Regions from separate parts of the Homo sapiens genome. Here region 1 is linked to region 2. A link is a loop called in an ENCODE intact Hi-C map of the cell type or tissue named here. Cell type or tissue: GM12878. All regions are shown on one strand. Links, peaks and the distances in the headings refer to the core of each region. The heading gives the core; the rest is flanking DNA. Region 1 overlaps MIR4280HG (MIR4280 host gene). Region 2 overlaps LINC01949 (long intergenic non-protein coding RNA 1949).

The links. A loop is a pair of places that touch in the nucleus more often than their neighbours do. Peaks named below come from ENCODE experiments on the same cell type or tissue, not always from the same donor. Only the 100,000 strongest peaks of a DNase experiment are listed, where the experiment ranks them.
Region 1: it touches region 2 in a loop (4-fold over the local background); 3 of 110 quality-filtered maps call a loop at or near these places.

Annotation. Positions count from the first base shown.
Region 1 is chr5:87,076,693-87,087,357 of GRCh38, reverse strand. All of the region lies in intron 1 of MIR4280HG (MIR4280 host gene), which reads left to right. Among named protein-coding and RNA genes, the nearest start is that of MIR4280, 33 kb to the left of the region's middle. RefSeq lists an enhancer at 3,388-3,437. In GM12878, for the core only: no CTCF peak of the experiment used is centred there; a DNase peak (open chromatin) is centred at 5,647; H3K4me3 peaks cover 974 bases; H3K27ac peaks cover 1,994 bases.
Region 2 is chr5:87,224,900-87,235,564 of GRCh38, reverse strand. The region is part of intron 2 of LINC01949 (long intergenic non-protein coding RNA 1949); the gene reads left to right. All of the region lies in intron 2 of LOC101929380 (a long non-coding RNA gene), which reads right to left. Among named protein-coding and RNA genes, the nearest start is that of LINC01949, 9.0 kb to the left of the region's middle. RefSeq lists an enhancer at 4,117-4,486. In GM12878, for the core only: no CTCF peak of the experiment used is centred there; a DNase peak (open chromatin) is centred at 4,264; H3K27ac peaks cover 3,443 bases.

The DNA.
Region 1 (10,665 bases), core at 1,468-9,467, 150 kb after region 2:
GTTCTCACTGGTTTCAAAGAACATCTTTATTTCTGCCTTCGTTTTGTTATGTACCCAGTAGTCATTCAGGAGCAGGTTGTTCAGTTTCCATGTAGTTGAGCAGTTTTGAGTGAGTTTCTTAACCCTGAGTTCTAGTTTGATTGCACTGTGGTCTGAGAGATAGTTTGTTATAATTTCTGTTCTTTTACATTAGCTGAGGAGTGCTTTACTTCCAACTATGTGGTCAATTTTGGAATAAGTGTGATGTGGTGCTAAGAAGAATGTATATTTTGTTGATTGGGGGTGGAGAGTTCTGTAGATGTCTATTAGGTCCACTTGGTGCAGAGCTGAGTTCAATTCCCGGATATCCTTGTTAACTTTCTGTTTCGTTGATCTGTCTAATGTTGACAGTGGGGTGCTAAAGTCTCCCATTATTATTGTGTGGGAGTCTAAGTCTCTCTGTAGGTCTCTAAGGACTTGCTTTATGAATCTGGGTACTCCTGTATTGGGTGCATATATATTTAGGATAGTTAGCTCTTCTTGTTGAATTGATCCCTTTACCACTATGTAATGGCCTTCTTTGTCAATTTTGATCTTTGTTGGTTTAAAGTCTATTTTATCAGAGACTAGGATCGCAACCCCTGCCTTTTTTTGTTTTCCATTTGCTTGGTAGATCTTCCTTCATCCGTTTATTTTGAGCCTATGTGTGTCTCTCCACCTGAGATGGGTCTCCTGAATAGAGCACACTGATGGCTCTTGACTCTTTATCCAATTTGCCAGTCTGTGTCTTTTAATTGGAGCATTTAGCCCATTTACATTTAAGGTTAATATTGTTATGTATGAATTTGATACTGTCATGATGTTAGCTGGTTATTTTGCTCATTAGTTGATGCAGTTGCTTCCTAGCATCGAAGATCTTTACAGTTTGGCATGTTTTTGCAGTGGCTGGTACCAGTTGTTCCTTTCCATGTTTAATGCTTTCTTCAGGAGCTCTTGCAGAGCAGGCCTGGTGGTGACAAAATCTTTCAGCATTTGCTTGTCTGTAAAGGATTTTATTTCTCCTTCACTAACGAAGCTTGATTTGGCTGGATATGAAATTCTGGGTTGAAAATTCTTTTCTTTAAGAATGTTGAATATTGGCCACCATTCTCTTCTGGCTTGTAGAGTTTCTGCCAAGAGATCCACTGTTATTCTGATGGGCTTCCCTTTGTGGATAACCCGACCTTTCTCTCTGACTGCCCTTAACATTTTTTCTTTCATTTCAACTTTGGTGAATCTGACAATTATGTATCTTGGAGTTGCTCTTCTCGGGAATATCTTTGTGGCATTCTCTGTATTTCCTGATTTGAATGTTGGCCTGCCTTGCTAGGTTGGGGAAGTACTCCTGGATAATATCCTGCAGAGTGTTTTCCAGCTTGGTTCAATTCTCTCCGTCACTTTCAGGTACACCAATCAGACGTAGATTTGGTCTTTTCACATAGTCCCATATTTCTTGGAGGCTTTGTTCATTTCTTTTTCCTCTTTTTTCTCTAAACTTCTCTTCTTGTTTCATCTTATTCATTTGATCTTCAATCACTGATACCCTTTCTTCCAGTTGATCGAATCGGCTACTGAAGCTTGTGCATTCATCATGTAGTTCTCACGTCATGGTTTTCAGCTCCATCTGGTCATTTAAGGACTTCTCTACACTGGTTATTCTAGTTAGCCATTCATCTAATCTTTTTTCAAGGTTTTTAGCTTCTTTGTGATGGTTTCGAACTTCCTCCTTTAGCTCGGAGAGGTTTGATAGACTGAAGTCTTCTCTCAACTCGTCAAAGTCATTCTCCATCCAGCTTTGTTCTGTTGCTGGTGAGGAGCTGCATTCCTTTGGAGGGGGAGAGGTGCTCTGATTTTTAGAATTTTCAGCTTTTCTGCTCTGTTTTTTCCCCATCTTTGTGGTTTTATCTACCTTTGGTCTTTGATGATGGTGACGTACAGATGGGGTTTTGGTGTGGATGTCCTTTTTGTTTGTTAGTTTTCCTTCTAACAGTCAGGATCCTCAGCTGCAGATCTGTTGGAGTTTGCTGGAGGTCCACTCCAGACACTGTTTGCCTGGGTACCAGCAGTGGAGGCTGCAGAACAGCAAATATTGCTGAACATCAAATGTTGCTGCCTGATCGTTCCTCTGGAAGCTTCGTCTCAGAGGGGTACCCGGCCATGTGAGGTGTCAGTCTGCCCCTACTGGAGGGTGCCTCCCAGTTAGGCTACTTGGGGGTCAGGGACCACTTGAGGAGGCAGTCTGACTGTTTTCAGATCTCAAACTCCGTGCTGGGAGAACCACTACTCTCCTCAAAGCTGTCAGACAGGGACATTTAAGTCTGCAGAGGTTTCTGCTCCCTTTTGTTTGGCTATGCCCTGCCCCCAGAGGTGGAGTCTACAGAGGCAGGCAGTCCTCCTTGAGCTGCGGTGGGCTCCACCCAGTTCAAGCTTCCTGGACGCTTTGTTTACCTACTCAAGCCTCAGCAATGGCGGATGCCCCTCACCCAGGCTTGCTGCCGCCTTGCAGTTTGATCTCAGACTGCTGTGCTAGCAATGAGTGAGGATCTGTGGGCATGGGACCCTCTGAACCAGGCGCAGGATATAATCTCCTGGTGTGCTGTTTGCTAAGACTGTTGGAAAAGTGCAGTATTAGGGTGGGAGTGACCCGATTTTCCAGGTGCCATCTGTCACAGCTTCCCTTGGCTAGGAAAGGGAATTCTCTGACCCCTTGCACTTCCCAAGTGAGGCGATGCCTCATCCTGCTTTCGCTCATGCTCACTGGGCTGCACCCACTGTCCTACACCCACTGTCTGACAAGCCCCAGTGAGATGAACCCGGTACCTCAGTTGGAAATGCAGAAATCACACATCTTCTGCGTTGCTCACGTTGGGAGCTGTAGAGTGGAGCTGTTCCTATTTGGCCATCTTGGAACCACCCTCTTCCATGCTGAATTTTCTTTTAGACAATTAAGGAAATGTGAACTACAGACATTTATTAAACTATAACATCCTGAGAGCAAACATATGTACCTCTCCCAAAGACAAATATTAACAATCAGGAGTAGCAAAGTTCAAACCCATATTGAAAAATAAATTTTCTTTAATAAACAAATCCCAGTTTCCTTCCTGTGGAGTCAGTGTACCAGTAGGCTTTTACTGAATTACAAACTAGAACAAAACTTAGTGGCTTAAAACAGCTGTTTATTTAGCTTATGATTCTGTGTGTTGGTGATTTGGGCTGGGATTATCTGGTCACTTTGCTCCTGATTGCAGCTTATGGGTTCTCACTTCTGTGTCTGATGTCAGTTGTCAGCTTGATTGGGGCACAGTTTCACATGTCAGGTAGTTAGCTCCTTGTTATGTGGGGTGATAGGACAGCCTAGGTGACATGTCTCTCATCAGCTAGCACAACTGTTCACATCCCATCCTCCAGCAAGCCTATTCTCAGCCTCCAGCATGCTTATTCAGAAGGACTTATATACATGGCAGCTGATGGGTTCCCAGAACAACCAGAAGGCAAGTCCCAAAGTGCAAGCACTTTTCAACCCTCTCCTTGTGTCACTTGCTGAAGTAAGTATCCTTGAGTAACGCAAGTCAAACAGCCAACCTAGATTTAAGGGGTGGAGAAAAAGGCTACCTCTATTAATGGGAGGATATACAAAGTTACGAGAAAAAAACACGGATGTGGGGAGAGGGAAAATTTGCGGCCATTTAAAAAAACAGCAAGACCTGTTTTTGTGCAGAGTAGAAAGTGTTTTCTCTTGCTTAGAATTTACCAGAATGAGAGAGGGAGAACATTATGCTTTAATGGGTGGTCCCTTTTATAGCCCTGGAAGGTGCCCAAGTTGACAGTTCTTTACTTCTCTGCAAGTCTCCCTCCAACAACAGGGAAGGAATGAGACTGGGGAAAGAAAAGAATTGCCCAATTTTTCTCATTGTCATTGATATTGATGTAGCCAAGACAATAAAAATGTTAAGACCAAATAAAATAGTCTGATTTTGTCATGTTTTAAATTGTGGAGGGTCACAATTTATGACCCCCTTTATCAGAATGGGAGAGTTGAAGTGGCTGTTTAGCTGCATAAAACAACCAATTGATTGTGTTTTTTTTCTTCACTTTTTTTACCTGTACAAAAATACTTAGGCAAGCCATACACTCATATCTAAAGCCAAATAGATATATCAGTAACAGAAAGCTGACACAGTTTGAAAGATTCCAGAATTTCTTGGGTTAAGAAATTATGCCCTAAAACACCAATTAAAAGACAAATGTATTTCTATAGAGTGAGTACTGAGGAAATTAAATATATAGATAAAAAACCCAATGATTTGATACAATGGAATCCAGTACAGAAAAAATTTTATGAAGAAGATAGAAGGAAAATATGATGATATATTACATTGATATGTCAATAAGAAGTCATGGGTTCTGAATATATATGGAATTTTAAGAAAGGGGAAAATTCATACTATATACATAATTGACTTCCTATTTCTGCCTAGGCATGTATGTTCTCACATGATCAAATTTTGCATGTACATTTTCTCCTAATTTGGTACTTAAATTTCACCTTTCAAAAATAATTTGTGTGACAGTAATAGAGGAGTAAATAATGTCACCAAATAGTATTCAAACATGTAAGCATCACTAATGAAGACACATTTTGAGCACATTTTTTTCTTGTATTTAAAGGATAATAGTACTTATTGCTTTTGACTCTCATATATTTGCAAAAAAAATTTTTAAAGTCTATAGAAAAACTGATGGGACACATGCTGTTGGGTGATAATCTCATAAAACCTCTCAGTAAGAGCGATGGATGGATGGCCAGAGTCTACCCTTTATGTATTTGTATATCCCTCTATTCTTGTCATTATATTAAAAACTACAGAACATTTATTACATGAAGATACTGTTAGCAAATATACATGTTGAGCTAATGAGGCTTGTGCCCTATACTCTTGCAGTTTATAATATACCAGAGTCCATTGAATATATCCCACAGACGTATAATCAAGTAGATAACCAGTAAGTTGAATAAGTACAAAAATGAAGTTGGGAAGTTATACATGAGTAACAAACTGAATGTACTTTATGGGATTTCTGGTGAGAAGACCACATCCTACATGCATGTTTAGACCTCCTAGGATGGTAATAAATGACTACCTTTCTGAAAGAGTGAAGGGTTTATGGAAGAGATAGTATTTCATGAGTTCTTCCTATGAAAGGAGGGGAGGGTATGGTCCTCTGACAGAAACTCTAGGCTCTTTACTTTTCTGATACTGTGGTGGTTTGAGAGTAGCCTTTCATCTTAGTCTTGAATTCTTAAGTATCTTTATATTGACATTAAATTGAAAATGGGCATAAAATTACATAATTGGAAAACACATAAATAGTTACAACTGAAAGTAGTTTTGGGTGCCTCTGTCCCTTCTTCTGTCTGCTTCAATGCAAATACATACATGTTTCTGACTCCTTTCCTTCCATTTGTGACATTCTAAGTCAGAGAAAGCTCTTTTTACTGAAAACTGCCCAGACCACCCTGCCCCTGAGGAATTTTATGTTCTAGGATCTAGTTTCCTTGTACATATGTAGGCAGCTCTTGCTTTTATCTTCTCAGCTAAATTAGTTCCTGCATGTTGAAAAAGGGGAAGTGGTGAACCGCCCCCACGGAAGACTTTATTTGGTTTTTAAAAGCAGGTTTGTTACGATCCTGTTGTGGTTATTATAGAAGACAATTTTAGCACTTTGAGCTGTGTGTTTTCCAGAGGAAGTGTTTAAAGAATTTTGCAAAATGTTGGTTAACATTTCAGCCTTGAAAGTTGTTAAAGGTCAGGATATGTTTTGTTATTAAGTTTGAGAGAATAGTTGGGGAATTTAAGTGACAGGAATAAATAAGGAAATATATCACAGTTCATGCATTTCCACACTTTCTCATTCCTACATCTTACTATCCAATATATACTGAACATTCTTTGCATGTCATTTCTTTTCCAACGGAATTCTTTGTTGGATACAACTGAAAGGGTTTTTCAAACTGTTAGTGGCTGATAATTTTACATGCAAACAATAGCACAATGTCATACTGGTGAAAGGAAGCACTGATAAATGTCTCGATATTTCTTAAATTATGGACCTATGTGGCTTATATTTCCACATATGCGAAATTCCTTGATGCAATACAGTCTTACTGCTTAAGACACATATCACTGTAATAATCTATTTGTTGGTGCTATGATGTTATAACCTGAAATTCCATACATATTATTAAAAGAAATCTAAATAGGTAAATTTGTGTCTTGACAATGAAAGAGATAATAATGTCTTACAAAGTTTTATAGTTTTTAGTTGCATTCTTTAAACCATTCATTTTAATTTTAAATTAACTTTTTGGTTATTACCAAGGAATTTGTTGTTTTGGTACATGTAGAAAAATTATATGTAAAGCAATATTACTGCTTTAGTTCCTGGAATATGGCAGGTGCTCAGTTAAACTTGTAGAATATATTATAGCCAAACAACTCATGGTTTGAAGGAAATGTTAAATCTCTATAAGGCCTAAAAAGTCTTTCTAAGGGATTGAAAGAGGAAATTAGAAAGAACCTCAAAATATCAGTGACTGGCAATCCAGTAATCAAAGGACATATTACTATACATATCATTTACATTTCAGAAATAATATTAATTGGGTATTTGCCAGTAGTCCTTATTTAGGCAGGGAAGAAAAAAATTCTCCTAATAGCAATTATACTGTACTTAATAAGCTCCTGCTATGGGCCAGTCAATGTGCTAAGTGATTCACAAATAGTATCTTAATCCTAAAAATAACTAGATGAGGCAGATAATAATATTTCCTCCATTTCACAGATGAAAACAGAGAGCAATTACATAAATTTCTTGTCTTTAAAGTAATGAGTAGAGAAGCCAGGATTTGAACTCAGGCACTTTCCAAACATAAACATTGTGATACACTCTACAATACTAAAAAAGTTAATTTGTGTATTCCAGTGGAGACCACATTGTTACTAGCTATTGTCAAACCTGAAATATTAGTACTGAAGCTCTACTCTATGTTTTGCAGAACTCATCACCTTTATTGATTAACTATGTGCTCATTCCTTTCACTTTGTAGAATTCTATTTCTGTGCTGGTTTGCACAATAGCTTAAATGTTTTCTTTTTTTTTTTTTTTTTTTTTGAGATGGAGTTTCATTCTGTCGCCCAGGCGGGAGTGCAGTGGTACAATCTTGGCTCACTGCAACTTCTGCCTCCCAAGCTCAAGTGATTCTCCTGCCTCAGCCTCCTGAGTAGTTGGGATTACAGGTGTGTGCCACCACCACCTGGATAATTTTTGTATTTTTAGTAGAAATAGGGTTTTACCATGTTGGCCAGGCTAGTCTTGAACTCCTCACCTCAAATGATCCGCCTGCCTCGGCCTCCCAAAGTGCTGGGATTACAGGGAGTAGGTCAAATTTTTGAAAGTACTTTGTTCTCCACTACCTTTATTCCTCTCACCCCACTTAGAGAACTGTGTAGGTTTCAAAGTAGAATTCTACCCGCTTATAGTTTATTACATTTTTTTCTTAAGTGTACAACTTTCTATAGCAACTCAAACAAGTGGCATTTCTCAAGGGAAAGTGTTGAATACAGTAATTATTTTAAAAAATAGTACAGAAAGTGTTGACAAGACCTCCATCTCTATGGAGAATAGTACTAGAGTAAGCACATAGTAAGTATAAGATAATACTTGTGTTAGCAAACAAGAAAAGTAGTACTGCAAGGTAGCCTCTATTCGCTAGTTTGTGATTCTAGGATTGGTTGTTGCAAATCTCGCTTTAAGGCAGGCTTTTTTCCACTGCTTGTTCCTTTCACTTAAGATTTACTTGCATAGCTTCCCTAGCCACATGGCCCACTGTGATAGCTCAGCAGATTCTGCTCTGGCTGGCTCCACCTCAGTTCTTCCTTCTCTATCTCTAATCTCTCAATGCATAACTCAAGATTCAGCATCCTGCTTTCCATTTGTGACATTTTAATCCACTGCCCCCATTTCCTGTCTTAGTCCTTTATTTTAGGTTATATCAGTGATTAAGAAAAACCAGCATTTAATTCATTATCACAGTTTTCACATTTAGTTTTGTTTCTTTTCATTTCATTTAACAGTATGCATTGCGTTTTTGGCAAACTACATTAAAAGCTCCTCAGAACTAGAATGTTTTTTTTTTTTTTTTCCATTGATGGCGATTTAGGGAAGTATTGAGTGCTCATAGTCATTGCTTTAAATTATAGTAAATAAAAAAATAAAGTCCCACCCCATTCTTATCCAAGGCCACATTTCTCAACCTCTCCATTTCTCTCAGTAGGTTCTGGTAGTATTCTGTAGGCATCTCTATTTTGAAAGGATTGTTGGAGTCACTTTTCATGTGTTCTTTTACTCTTCCATATCCAGTCTATTAGGGACTTGGGTTTCCTCCTTTTTCAGTGTTTCTCAAATTTACCCTTTCATTTCCTTTTCAAGTGTCCTATTGGTCATATCTTTATGACAACATGTCTGAATATTTGATTTAGCCTTATGGCTAATATGCATGACTTAAGTCATCCTTTTCTAAACCTAACCTGCATAGTGTCCTAAAACATGTCTTCCATTGTGTCAGCTCCTCTTATAGAACCTATAATGTTGTATTGAGATCAATTTCAAGTTTTTGGCTATGTACACAAGACGGAGACTACCTGACCTATATAGATTTATTTTTCATTGCTCCCTAATCTATGCAGTCTAATTTGCCCAGATTAATTTCACTCATTGTCTCTTCACACATACTATACTCATTCCTATTTCTCTTATTTTGAATGAGTTGTTTCAGGGGATTCAGGATGTCTTGGCTACTATCCTTTGCTTACACACCAATTAGATCTTCCTGTGTGCTTCCTGAAACGTTACCTAGACACTCAATCCTATATACAGATGCTCCTCCACTTATGATGGGACTGCATCCCAATAAATTTATCCTACGTTGAAAATATTGTAAGAGGAAAATGCATTTAACACACCTAATGGCCAGGCGCAGTGGCTCACACCTGTAATCCCAGCACTTTGGGAGGCCGAGGTGGGCAGATCACGAGGTCAGGAGTTTGAGACCAGCCTGACCAACATGCTGAAACCCCATCTCTACTAAAAATACAAAAATTAGCCAGGTGTGATTATGCACACCTGTAATCCCAGCTACTCAGGAGGCTGAGGCAGGAGAATCGCTTGCATCCAGGAGGTGAGGTTGCAGTGAGCCGAGATCATACCACTGCACTCCAGCATGGGCAACAGAGCGAGACTCCATCTTAAAAAATAATACACCTAACATATCAAACATCCTAGCTCATCCTAGCCTACCATAAATGTGCTTAGAACACTTAAATTAGTCTACAGTTGGGCAAAATAATCTAACACAAAGCCTATTCTAATATCTCATATAATTTATTGAATACTGTTCTGAAAGTGAAAATCAGAATGATTGTATGGGTACTTGAAGTAGAGTTTCTACTGAATAAACATTGCTTTTGTATCATCAAAAAGTCAAAAAATTATAAGTTAAATCATTATCACTGGGGGCCATCTGTATATACATATGATGATATATATCCCATCATTAAGTGATACATGACTGTGTACTATATACTTAAGCAGTATATATATAGAGTACATATAGTTTTGTACTATATATAGAGAGAGTAATGGATCACTTAATGATGGGGAATATGTTCTGAGAAATTAGTCATTAGGCAATTTCATTTTTGTATGAGTATCATAGAGTATATTTACATAAACCTAGATGGCATAGTCTATACACATATAGGCTATATGGTATAGCCTATTGCTCCTAGGCTACAAACCTGTACGACATATTAATAAAAAGGTACAGCATTTTACTATACCTTTTCTGTGTTTAAATACACAAATACTATTGTATTACAATTACGTATAGTACTGAATACTATATTACAATTATGTACTGTATTACAATAGTAATGGTACTATACCATAGTTAATTGTAATACAGTATATAATTGTAATATAGAATTCAATACTATAGGTAATTATAATACAATAGTATTTGTGTATCTAAACATAGAAAAGGCATAGTAAAAATATGATACAAAAGGTTTTTAAAGTGGTCCACCTGTTTAGGGCACTTACCATGAACAGAGCTTGCAGGACTGCAAGTTGCTCTGGATGAGTCACTCCCTGAGTGAGTAGTGAGTGAATGGTGTGAGTGAGTGAGTGAATGTGAAGGCCTAGGACATTATTGTACGCTACTGTAAACTTTATAAACAATGTACGTTTAGGTAACTCTAAATTTATTTAAAAAGTTTTCTTTCTTTAATAACCTTAGCTTACTGTAACTTTTTTAGTTTATAAACTTTTAAATGGTTTTAAACCTTTTGACTATTTCATAATAACACTTAAACACAAATACATTGTGCAGCTGTACAAAAATATTTTCTTTATATCCTTTGTATCTTGACATCCCTATTCCACGTACCTTTTCTATTTTTAATTTTCTTTTATTTTATAACTATTTTGCTAAAAATGTAGACACAAACACACATCTTGGCCTGGGCCTATGCTGGTGGAAAATACCACTGTTTACCACTTCTACCTGTTGTCCTGGGACATATT
Region 2 (10,665 bases), core at 976-8,975:
ATCTACACAATATATCTTCTAATTGGAGATTGTGGTTGAAATGTGATCTTTTTATATACAATTGTTTCAAATTAGACATTGAAGTTTTTAATACACTTATTTATAACTGGCATTTAAATTATAACCTCAAACAACAGTATTTACTCAAACTATGATTTTTCGACTATTAGCCAATATGTGGCAGTTAGAATTTTGGCTGTTTCCTGAAAGAAACTTCCCCAAATATCTGTGAAAAGTATTATGAATTAAAGATATATTAATTCTACTGTTTTAAAAATATATTTTATACATAATTAAGGAAATTAAAATTTGTACAATAACAGTCCTACTTTTTGTAAAACAGAAAACTTCAGTTTAAATGCTAAAATGGAAATGATTTAGGTTGGAGATAACTCATATCTGTTGCAGGAAGTATAATTTTTAAATTTTATCTCAATAGGTTTTGGGGGAACAGGTGGTGTTTGGTTACATGAACAAGTTCTTTAGTGGTGATTTCTGAGATTTTGGTGCACCCATCACCTGAGCAGTGTACACTGTATCCAATGTGTAGTCTCCTCACTCCCCTCCCACTCTTTCCCCTGAGTCCCCAAATTCCATTGTATCATTCTTACACCTTTGCATAGAGTAAGTAAAATTTAAATAGATCTCTGATAAAAACATGTATAGTGCTAAATATTTTGAATTAAAGCTTATGATTAATAGCTATACTTAAAAGATAAAATTAGTGGTAGATGATACCCAGGTCATTTGATAGAACAATTTATTTCAAAATGAACAATTTACACCTAAATGCTGAATAAGAAATTAACACATACTGTGAGAGAGGGGTCTTTGCTTCAAAAAGCTTTGCACTCTATCTTCCTAGGAGGTGATTAAAATTAGTTCTCTAAATTTATATTATTTTCCCCATCTATTGGGCTATAACTATCTCTTTCATGTAGGACATTGATGTCTCATGACTTCACCACTACTACGGAGGGAATTGTTGCCATATAGGCATTGACTGTGAAGCTTCTAGAACACCTGTCTCCAAAATGGGGATGTATACTCCCAAGAAGGCATGCAAGTCAATTCTAAATATAGCTAGGTAGAGAGACAGAGATATTAAGCTTTACTTGTGTTTAATATATTAATTGATACTGACAAAATCAGGCTTTTTTGTCTGATGGTCCCATTTTATATACAATATGTAAGGTATGCCTAAGAAACAAATCCCACACAGGATTTACACTGGAAGATTTTACACTGGCACCACATTTATGTAAAATTATGTTACCACATATTGCAATTAAATGTACTTGGTTAAATGGATCAGATGATTATAGTACGTCCTCACTAACATTGTCAGTAGGTTCTTGGAAACTGACTTGAACCAAAACAGTGTACAGCAAAACCGATTTTACCATAGGATAAATATAAACCAAAGTTAAGTATCTATAGCATATTTCTGGTCACAAAACCCACCAAACTTCTAAATAAAGACCAAAACACTTCTAATAATAAACATTGAAATAAATGTGAGCTACACATACATTTAAAGTTAATAAAAACAAGTAAGATAATTATTTACCTGCTTATTCCAGTTCAGGGTTGCCGGTAGCTGGAGCCTTTCCTGGCAGCTCAGTGCTCAAGGCAGGAACCAGCCCTGGAGAGGACACCATCCCATCGCAGAGCACGTTCACATCCACGCTCACTCAGACCAGGACAATTTAGATGTGCCAATTAACCTAATGTGCACATCACTGGGATGTGGGAAGGAACCAGAGTACCCAGAGAAAACCCACACAGACATGGGGAGAACACGCAGGCAGACTCTACACAGATAGTGACCTCAGCCAGGAATACATTTTTTTTCTCATCAACATTGTAACAAAATGACATTGAATCATATACCAGGAGGACCTGCTGTATATCTCCTATGTTACCTGAAATACTTTGTAATTTGAGGAGGTGTTACCATGAGCATATTTTATACAATAAGGGGTTCATTCTTTACCTCAGGAAAAAGTATTTCTATTAACTTGGGTTTAGAGACTGAGGGGAAGGATTATATGTTATATCCTCATCTGTAATGCAATCCTTAGGCCCAGGATGAAGCAAAACAAGAATGTGGCAAGAAATGAGAGAGAGAGCCAATACAAAGCTGCATTAACCAGAATGCCGCTACTAGTGTCAAATGCCATGGCTCAGTCTCATGTGGCCATCTTCTTAGAGGCTTTATAAGTGACTTCATCTTCCCAGGAGAGTCCCTTGGGAGGAGAAATGGGGAAGTAATAATCTTCTGGCCTTCTTCTCTTGGCCAAAACTTGTGATTATTAATTTTATGTGTCAACCTAACTGGGATACCGGATGTCCAGATACATGGTAAAACATTATTAGAGGTGCCTGTGAAGTTATTTCTAGAAGAGATTAGCATTTAAATCAGTAGATCAAGTAAAGCAGATTGTTCTTCCCAGTGTGGATGGGCATCATGCAGTCTGTTGAGGGCCTGAATAGAACAAAAAGGTAGAGGAAGGTTGAATTTGCTCTCTGTGTGACTGCTTGAGCTGAGGCATCAATCTTTTCCCTGAGTGCTCCTGGTTCTCAGGTCTTCAGACCTACCCTGAAATTGGCACCATCAGCTTTCCAGAACTACATTTCTGGCTATAATACATGGGAAAAACAAACCCAAATGTTTTTCAGACTCTGTACTAACATACTCAATCCAACACTTCAGAGGCCAGATGTGTGAGGTTATCTCTCCACACACCAAGCAAGCACTCCTCCAGCAGACACAAGCTGGGTGTCGTGTAGTTCAATTCAATCCTAACACTGTGTACCTGGAGATAACATCAGACCCCACAGGTTGAGTGCTCAGTCCCCCAAGAGTGTCCTCCACTTCAGATGCCAACTGCAAGCCCCAGGTTGTGGCCTGTGCTTCCGACAGAGCAGCCATAAATCAGGGTTCCCATGACTCTCCTTCTCAGTTTCTGTTAACTTACTAGAGGTTCTCACATAACTCAGGGAGACACTTACATTTACCCACTTATTATGAAGGACATTATAAAAAATACAGATGAACAACCAGATGGAAAAGTGTATAGATTAAAGTATGGAAGAAGGGACATGGAGCTTTCATGCTCTCACTGGCACATTACTTTCCAGAAACTTTCACATGTTCAGCTACCCAGAAGCTGTTCCAAACTCTGCCTTTTTGAGTTTTTATGGTGGCTTCATTGCATAGGCATGATTGATTATATCATTGGCCATTGTTGATGGCCAACTCAATCTTCAGCCCCTCTCCCTTCTCCATAGGTTAGGGCTGAAAGTCTCAATCCTCTAATTATGTCTTGGTCTTTCTGGCAACCAGCTCCCATCCTGAAGCTATCTAGGGTTCCACACCTACTGGTTATCTCATTAACATACAAAAGATAATCCATCATTTCTGAAATTCTAAGGGTTTTAGTATCTGTATGCCAGGAAACAGGGAAGAAGACCAGATATATATTTCACAATACCACAATGGCTTTCCTGGGTCTCCAGGTAAATGGCAGAACATAGGACATCTTAGCATAATCTCATGAGCTAATTTCTTACTAATTTCTTATAATACATCTCTCTTTATGTGTACACACATGCACACACACACCCCTATTATAGGTTGGTGCAAAAGTAATTGTGGTTTTACCACTAAAAGTAATGGCAAAAACCGCAATTACTTTTACACCAACCTAATAGTCCTGTTTCTCTGGAAAACCCTAACTAATACAAAGTTTCACCCCATGGAGCTTTGATTCTCCCACATTTTGGACTTGTACATATGTGAATGCCAAGGAATCATGTGGTGGCATCTTATGCCTTAGCATTAAAAGAGAATCCCAGGATGGGAGGAGAGGTGCTAGCAGTTTGTACCTTGTGAAGTCACACAAGTCACACATACCTGTATGTTGCTGCAATGGCTGTTGGAATAAGTACACAGAGTCCCCAAAGACTAGTGAGGCCAAGATGTGTGAGTCATTTTCCATCACACACAAAAAACCCAATTGTTCTAAGTATGTATTTTACCAAGCAGCTTTATAGAAAGAAAAACAAACAAACAAACCAAACAACAACAACAACAAAAAACCTTGGCCAGGCACAGTGGCTTACACCTGTAATCCCAGCATTTTGGGAGATTCAGGCGGGTGGATCCTTTGAGCTTGGGAGTTTGAGATCAGCCTGGGTAATGTGGCGAAACCTCATCTCTACCAAAAATATAAAAACTAGCCAGGTGTGGTGGTGCACGCCTGTAGTCCCAGCTGCTTAGGAAACTGAGGTGGGAAGATTGCCTGAGCCCAAGAGGTAGAGGTTTCAGTGAGCCGTGGGAAGATTGCCTGAGCCCAAGAGGTAGAGGTTTCAGTGAGCCGTGGGAAGATTGCCTGAGCCCAAGAGGTAGAGGTTTCAGTGAGCCAAGATTGTATCACTGCACAACTGTTGCCTGGGCAACAGAGCCAGATCCTGTCTCAAACAACAAAAACAGTCCTTATATTTAATCTCTCACAGATAAAAAAAATAGTATTTTAGCAATTATTAAAAAGTATCTTGTTTTTGAAAGAAATTTGTGCTATGAAAAGGGCATTTTGAATATAAACTGAAAAATTTTCCATTTTTAAGTGATACAGCTAAAAATTATTACAGCTTCTTTAAAATCCCCTTATCAGCATGCCTAACAAGATTTTTCTAATTTATTCTAAATCTTTCACATAAAGAATTCAGTGAGTTTTAAATTCATTTATTACATAAGAATATTATAACTTTTTATTAGTTTATAGAAAAGTTTAGTGACATCAGGATAAATTGATATTTATTATATGAAAGTTATGAAAACTTTTGTATAGTTGCTAAGTAGGATTAAAAAATGAGTATCAGAATTTGGTAAACACAGCCAGAGATACATTTCATTTGCACACAAATGTTTTTGTGAGGTTTCTTTTTCAGTTAGGAAAATCATTAAAATCATGTACTGATGTAAACTAAACTTAGTACCGGACTTTCAAATCACTTGATTCCAAAGTTTAAATCAAGGTTTTTAAAAATAAAGTATTTTCAATTATAAAATGATTAATAATTTTCTAGTGAGAGTAAAGATGTTTGAAATATTAGGCTTAGTTTATTTGATGTATATATTTAATCCTATAAAATTTCTTTTGTAATAACTATCTGCAGAGTAGCATATTTGTGATTTATAAATATTATATGCTCAGAATCCTTGATTGATAAGAGCATATGATTAAAAAATGAAAACACATTGTAGAGTTATTCATAGTCACATATGTATGTAACTGAATATATATGATATATATAATATAAATAAATATATTTAAAATACATATTTATATATAAATATGTATTATATATAAATATATATCATATATTATATATAAATATAAACAAATATATATATATAAAGAGCCATGATACATTGTCTTTAGGACAATATCCTTCCAATCTTAGCTGATCAAGTACTCTGTGTTTTCCTATCCGGTTTTACTACCCATGACTTCTTGGCGGTAATTCCTATCTACCTTCCTAATCATTTCTCTTCATTCACTTAATACTTCAACTACTGACTCACTGCCTTCCTGTACATCTTCATTCCTGTCATTGTTCTTAGTGATTCCAAGAACCATGTAGAAGAAACACTCTGAACTTTAGCTTCTCTATTCCTTGACCTCTCCTCTTTCAATGTTTTCCTCTATCCCACCTTTGCCACCTATCACAAGACCACTGGAACTTATCACCACTAATGAAACCACCTGGTAATTCTTTATTTGAAGCATCCTACTTTATGACCATCACCTCCTGTTCTTCTAATTCATTTACCTGAGTCTTCCATTGCTGCAGTTCTTTAGCCCTATTGTAATCTGCAAACTACTGTTTTCCTTGTTTGAACTTCAGTAGCTTAACATTGGTAGAAAATACTAGGGTGACTGATAACACTTGAAATTCATCACAAAAACTTCAACTAGCCATTCAATACTGCCTACCATTCTTGTATGTTTTTCTAGCAGATTTGCTTTTGACTTTCTCAGATGACAGTTGAAAACCTGCACTTCACCCTTCACACACCTTCCCTGCTTAACTGAGAAAACAGAAGGTATCCGCTGGGCACAGTGACTCAAGCCTGTGATCCCAGCATTTTGGGAGGCTAAAGTGGGAAGATTGCTTGAGCCTAGGAGTTCCAGACCTGCCTGGTCAACATAGCATGATCATGTCCCTATTTAAAAAAAAAAAAATTAGCCAGGCATGGTGAAGCATGCCTATAGTCCCAGCTACTCTGGAGGCTGAGGCAGGAGGATTGCCTGAACCTAGGAGTCCAAATGACTGGGTTTGTGAAGGCTACAGTGAGCCATGACTGTACCACTGTACTTCAACCTGTGCAGCAAAGTGATACCTTGTCTCAAAAAAAAAAAAAAAAAAAAAAAAAAAAAAAAAAAAAAAGAAGAAGCAGAAGAAAAAAAAGAAAGAAAAGGGAAAAGAAAATAGAAAACATTGAAGGTAAACTCCCTCATCTTCCCACACGAAATCTAACCAAACAGAAACTTTGTCCTTTTTGTTACAGTGAAGGAAATATCTCTGCCATTATCAAATGCAAATCTTCCTATTTTTCTCTGGATTTAATCCCCTCTTGCTTGTCATGGACTAGGAGTATTTGCTCCTCTGCTCCTCTATCTAGCAGCATCACTCTCACCCTTTCTGTTAGATCATACCTATTAACGTATCTGACATGCCCCATGTTAAAAAAAAAAAAAAGTAAACACACTTCTGTTGATTCCATCTTATTTTCTGGATACTGCCCTATTACTTTTAATTCTTCTATTTAACATCTTAAACATGTTATCAATGTTCACTATCACCACTTTCTTTCTTCCAATTAATTATTCACCCCATTCTAATGTAGCTTCTGTTTCCACCTCTGCAGTGAGGTGGACCTTTGTCAAGGTCTCCCACAGTCTCTGCATTGCCAAACCCAACTCCTCTCTTCCTACCTCATTTGATGCCTTGGCAGCATTAGACCCAGCAAAACACTCTCCTTAAAGCCTTTCTTCCCTTGGCTCTGTGACATCATCGTCCTGGTTTTCCTCTTACCTCACTGTTACTCCTTCTCTCTTTGCCAAGCCTCAGAGCTAGTCTCTTTTCAATTCTATCAGAGCTTTCTCCCTAAGTGATCTTATTTAGTCTCATGGATTTAAGTAACTTGTACTGTATACACTCATGGTTTTCAAAATTAATTTCTAGCCCAATGACCCAAACTGAGCTTTTGACTTTCTTCACAAACCTAGTTATTTGCAACTCTCTCTCATCTCAGTATATGGCACCCTTATTCATCCATTTTCTAAAATAACACTCAGGTATCAGCTTTAATTTTTCTCTTTCTGCAATTCCCTACATCCAATTCATCATCCAGTTCATTTTTTTCTACCACCAAAAAATATCTCAGGTTTTACCACTTCCCTCTATCTACATACCACCATTCAAAATTAATTCACTACAATCTCTTTCTGTACTATGTGAAATAGATTTCTTTGCTTCTTCTCTTGCCCTTCTCCAAAAAAAATTTGTCTTCACATAGCAATCAGTAATCACTTAGAAACATGAATCAGGAATCATTTTTTTCTTAGATTAATTCAGTGGTTTCTCATTGTCCTTAGAATATGTCCATTCTTCTTACAATGGCCTGTCTGGATGATGTGGCTCCTGTATACCTATACAATGTTACCTTCTACCCTTTATATTCTCCCTTAATTATTTTATGGCAATCCAATTGGCCTCTCTTCTGTTTTTCAAATTCCCAAGGTGCTTTCTGATGCCAAGGCATTTGCACTTCCTGTTCTCTTTGTCTGCAAAGCTCTTAAGTATTTTTGCATAGCTAGCTCATTTTCATCCTTCAGGTCTCAGCCTAAATACTATCTCCTCAGAGTTCTTAATTGACTGCTCAAGACCCACTTGCACTGAATATAATTATTCTTTATTTCGTCTTCCTTCTTTCATCTTCATTCATACCACTTCTCATGATCTGTATTTGGCTTTTCTATTATTTCTTGTTTGTGACATGCCAAAAATGTAAGTTCTATGCAGGTAGAGATTGTATCATGTTCATTATCCTAACCTTGGGATCTAGTACAATGTCTGGCACAAGATAAATTTTGAATATTTATGAACAAACAAAAGAAGGCTTCTTTTTCCTTGTCTTACTTTATGCTCTCACTATTCACATTTTTTCAGTTTACCCTCTGGTAACCATCTGTATTAGGCAGTCAGGATGCAAAAACAAAATACCACAGGCTGGGTGGCTTAAACAACATAAATTAATTTTCTCTCAGTCTGGAAGCTGGAAATTCCAAGATCAAGGTTCTGGCCATTTTGGTGTCTGGGGAGGTCTCCCTTCCTGGCTACATTCTCCATATACCTCACGGCCTTTTTTCTTGGTGTGTGCACCTTGCAGTGAGGGAAGGGGAAGGGGGGTTTCTGGTGTCTCTTCTTATGAAGACACTAATCTTAGAAGATTACGACTCCATACTCCTTACCTCATCTAACTTTAATTACTTCTTAGAGGCCCCACCTCCAGATACAGCAATATTGGGAATTAAGGCCTCAGCATATGAATTTTGGGGGGACACATCATCATCTTTTCATTACTGATTTCACTCACACAGACAAAGTGTGCATGGAGGAGCCTCTGTCTACTGAACTCTTAGATAGTTCTTATTTAAGCACATTCACGGTTTTTTGTTATTTTTATATAGACATATGCCTTGGTTTGCATTTTAGTATACATTTCCTTTCCCTACTCCACACAGAGCTCTTTAAGTAGTGATTCCATATATGTTTACTGATTGACTAAATCTACATCCACATTTCCATTTACAAACGTTCACCCAACATCCAATTCTTTATCACCAACTGCTGATTATGTTTACACTTGGATTATCCATTTTTGTCTCAAATTTGTTGTGTCCCAAACTTATTTGCCCAACCACCAGCAAGCTTTCTCTTTGTCACTGCATTACATTCTCCTGACAATAGAGGCCTAAAACTTTGGCATAATCTATGACTCATTCATTAGTTTTCATCTGCTTTATCTAATTAATCACTAACCCAGTTATTATTTCCTTTAAAATCTTGCATAAAATGTTTCTTCCTCTAGAATATTTCTGTCATTTTAAAAATAAACTTTTTTATTTAAGGGATTTATATTTACCGAAAATTGCAAAGAGAATAGAGAAATCTCTTTTATCCTTCATGCAGTTTTTCCTGTTATTAGCATCTTAACATTAGTATGGTATATCTGGCAGAACTAATCAAACAACACTGATGCATTATTATTAACTAAAGTTCATACTTCATTCATACCTCCTTGGTTTTTACCTAATTTCTTTTCTATTTCATAATCTTACCCAGGATATTACATTGCATTTAGTTGTAATGTCTTCTTAAGCTTCTTTTGGCTGTGATAGTTTCCCAGATTTTCTTTGTTATAGATGACCTTTAGAGTTTTAAGGAGTACTGGTTAGGTATTTTTTAGAATGTCTTTCAGTGGGTTTGTATGTAGTTTTTCTTATGACTATACTGGGGTTATAAGTTTTGGGGAGAAAGACTACAGAGATAAAGTGCCATTCTCATCATGTATCAGGAGTGCATGCTGTCAACATGATTATTGTTGCTAATGTTAACCTTGATTACCTGGCTGAGGTGGTGTTTGTTAGATTTCTCCATCGTAAAGTTATTCTCTTTCTCCCTTTCTGTACTGTATTCTTTGGAAGGAAGCTATTATATGCAGCCCACACTTAAGAAGTGGGTAGTTATGCTCCCCTCTTTGAGAACAGAGTTTCTTTAGGAATTACTTGAATTTTTACATAGAAATTGGTCTATTCTTGCCTATTTATTCAATTATTTATTTTTATCAGTGTGAACTCAGGGATATTTATATTATACTTTGAGTTATAATACAATGCTGTTATTTACTTCATTCCTCAAATTGTTCCAGCTCTAGCCATTGGAAGCTCTTTCACTCAGCTCCTATGTTCCTTTGACATACCTCATTTTTTTTTCTTTTAAACATTTCCTTACATCCTGGCACTATAAGATGCTCTAGGGTCATCTTGTATATTTCCTGTCTGTATTGGTTTCCTATTGTTATTGTAACAAGTTACCATAAACTTAGTAGATTAAAACAACACAAATTCATTATCTTGTTATTCTGATGGTAAGAATTCCAAAATGGGTCTCACTGGGCTAAAATTGAGGTATACAAAGGGCTGCATTCTTTCTGGAGGCTGAAAGGGAAATTTTGTTTTTTTACCTTTTCCATCTTCTAGAGCCTTCTAACATCCTTGGATCATGGTCCCATTCCTCCATTTTCCTTTCTTTCTCCTTTCCTTTCATATATATATATATATTTTTTTTCCAGAGTCTTGCTCTGTCACCCAGGCTGGAGTGCAGTGGTGCAATCTCGGCTCACTGCAGCCGTGACTTCCTGGGCTCAAACTATCCTCCCCACTCAGCCTCCCGAGTAGCCGGGAATACAGGTGCATGCCACCATGCCTAGCTAGTTTTTTGTTTTGTTTTGTTTTTTTGATTTCACCATGTTGTCTAGATTGATCTTGAACTCCTGGGCTCAAGCAATCCTCCCACTTTGGCTTCCCA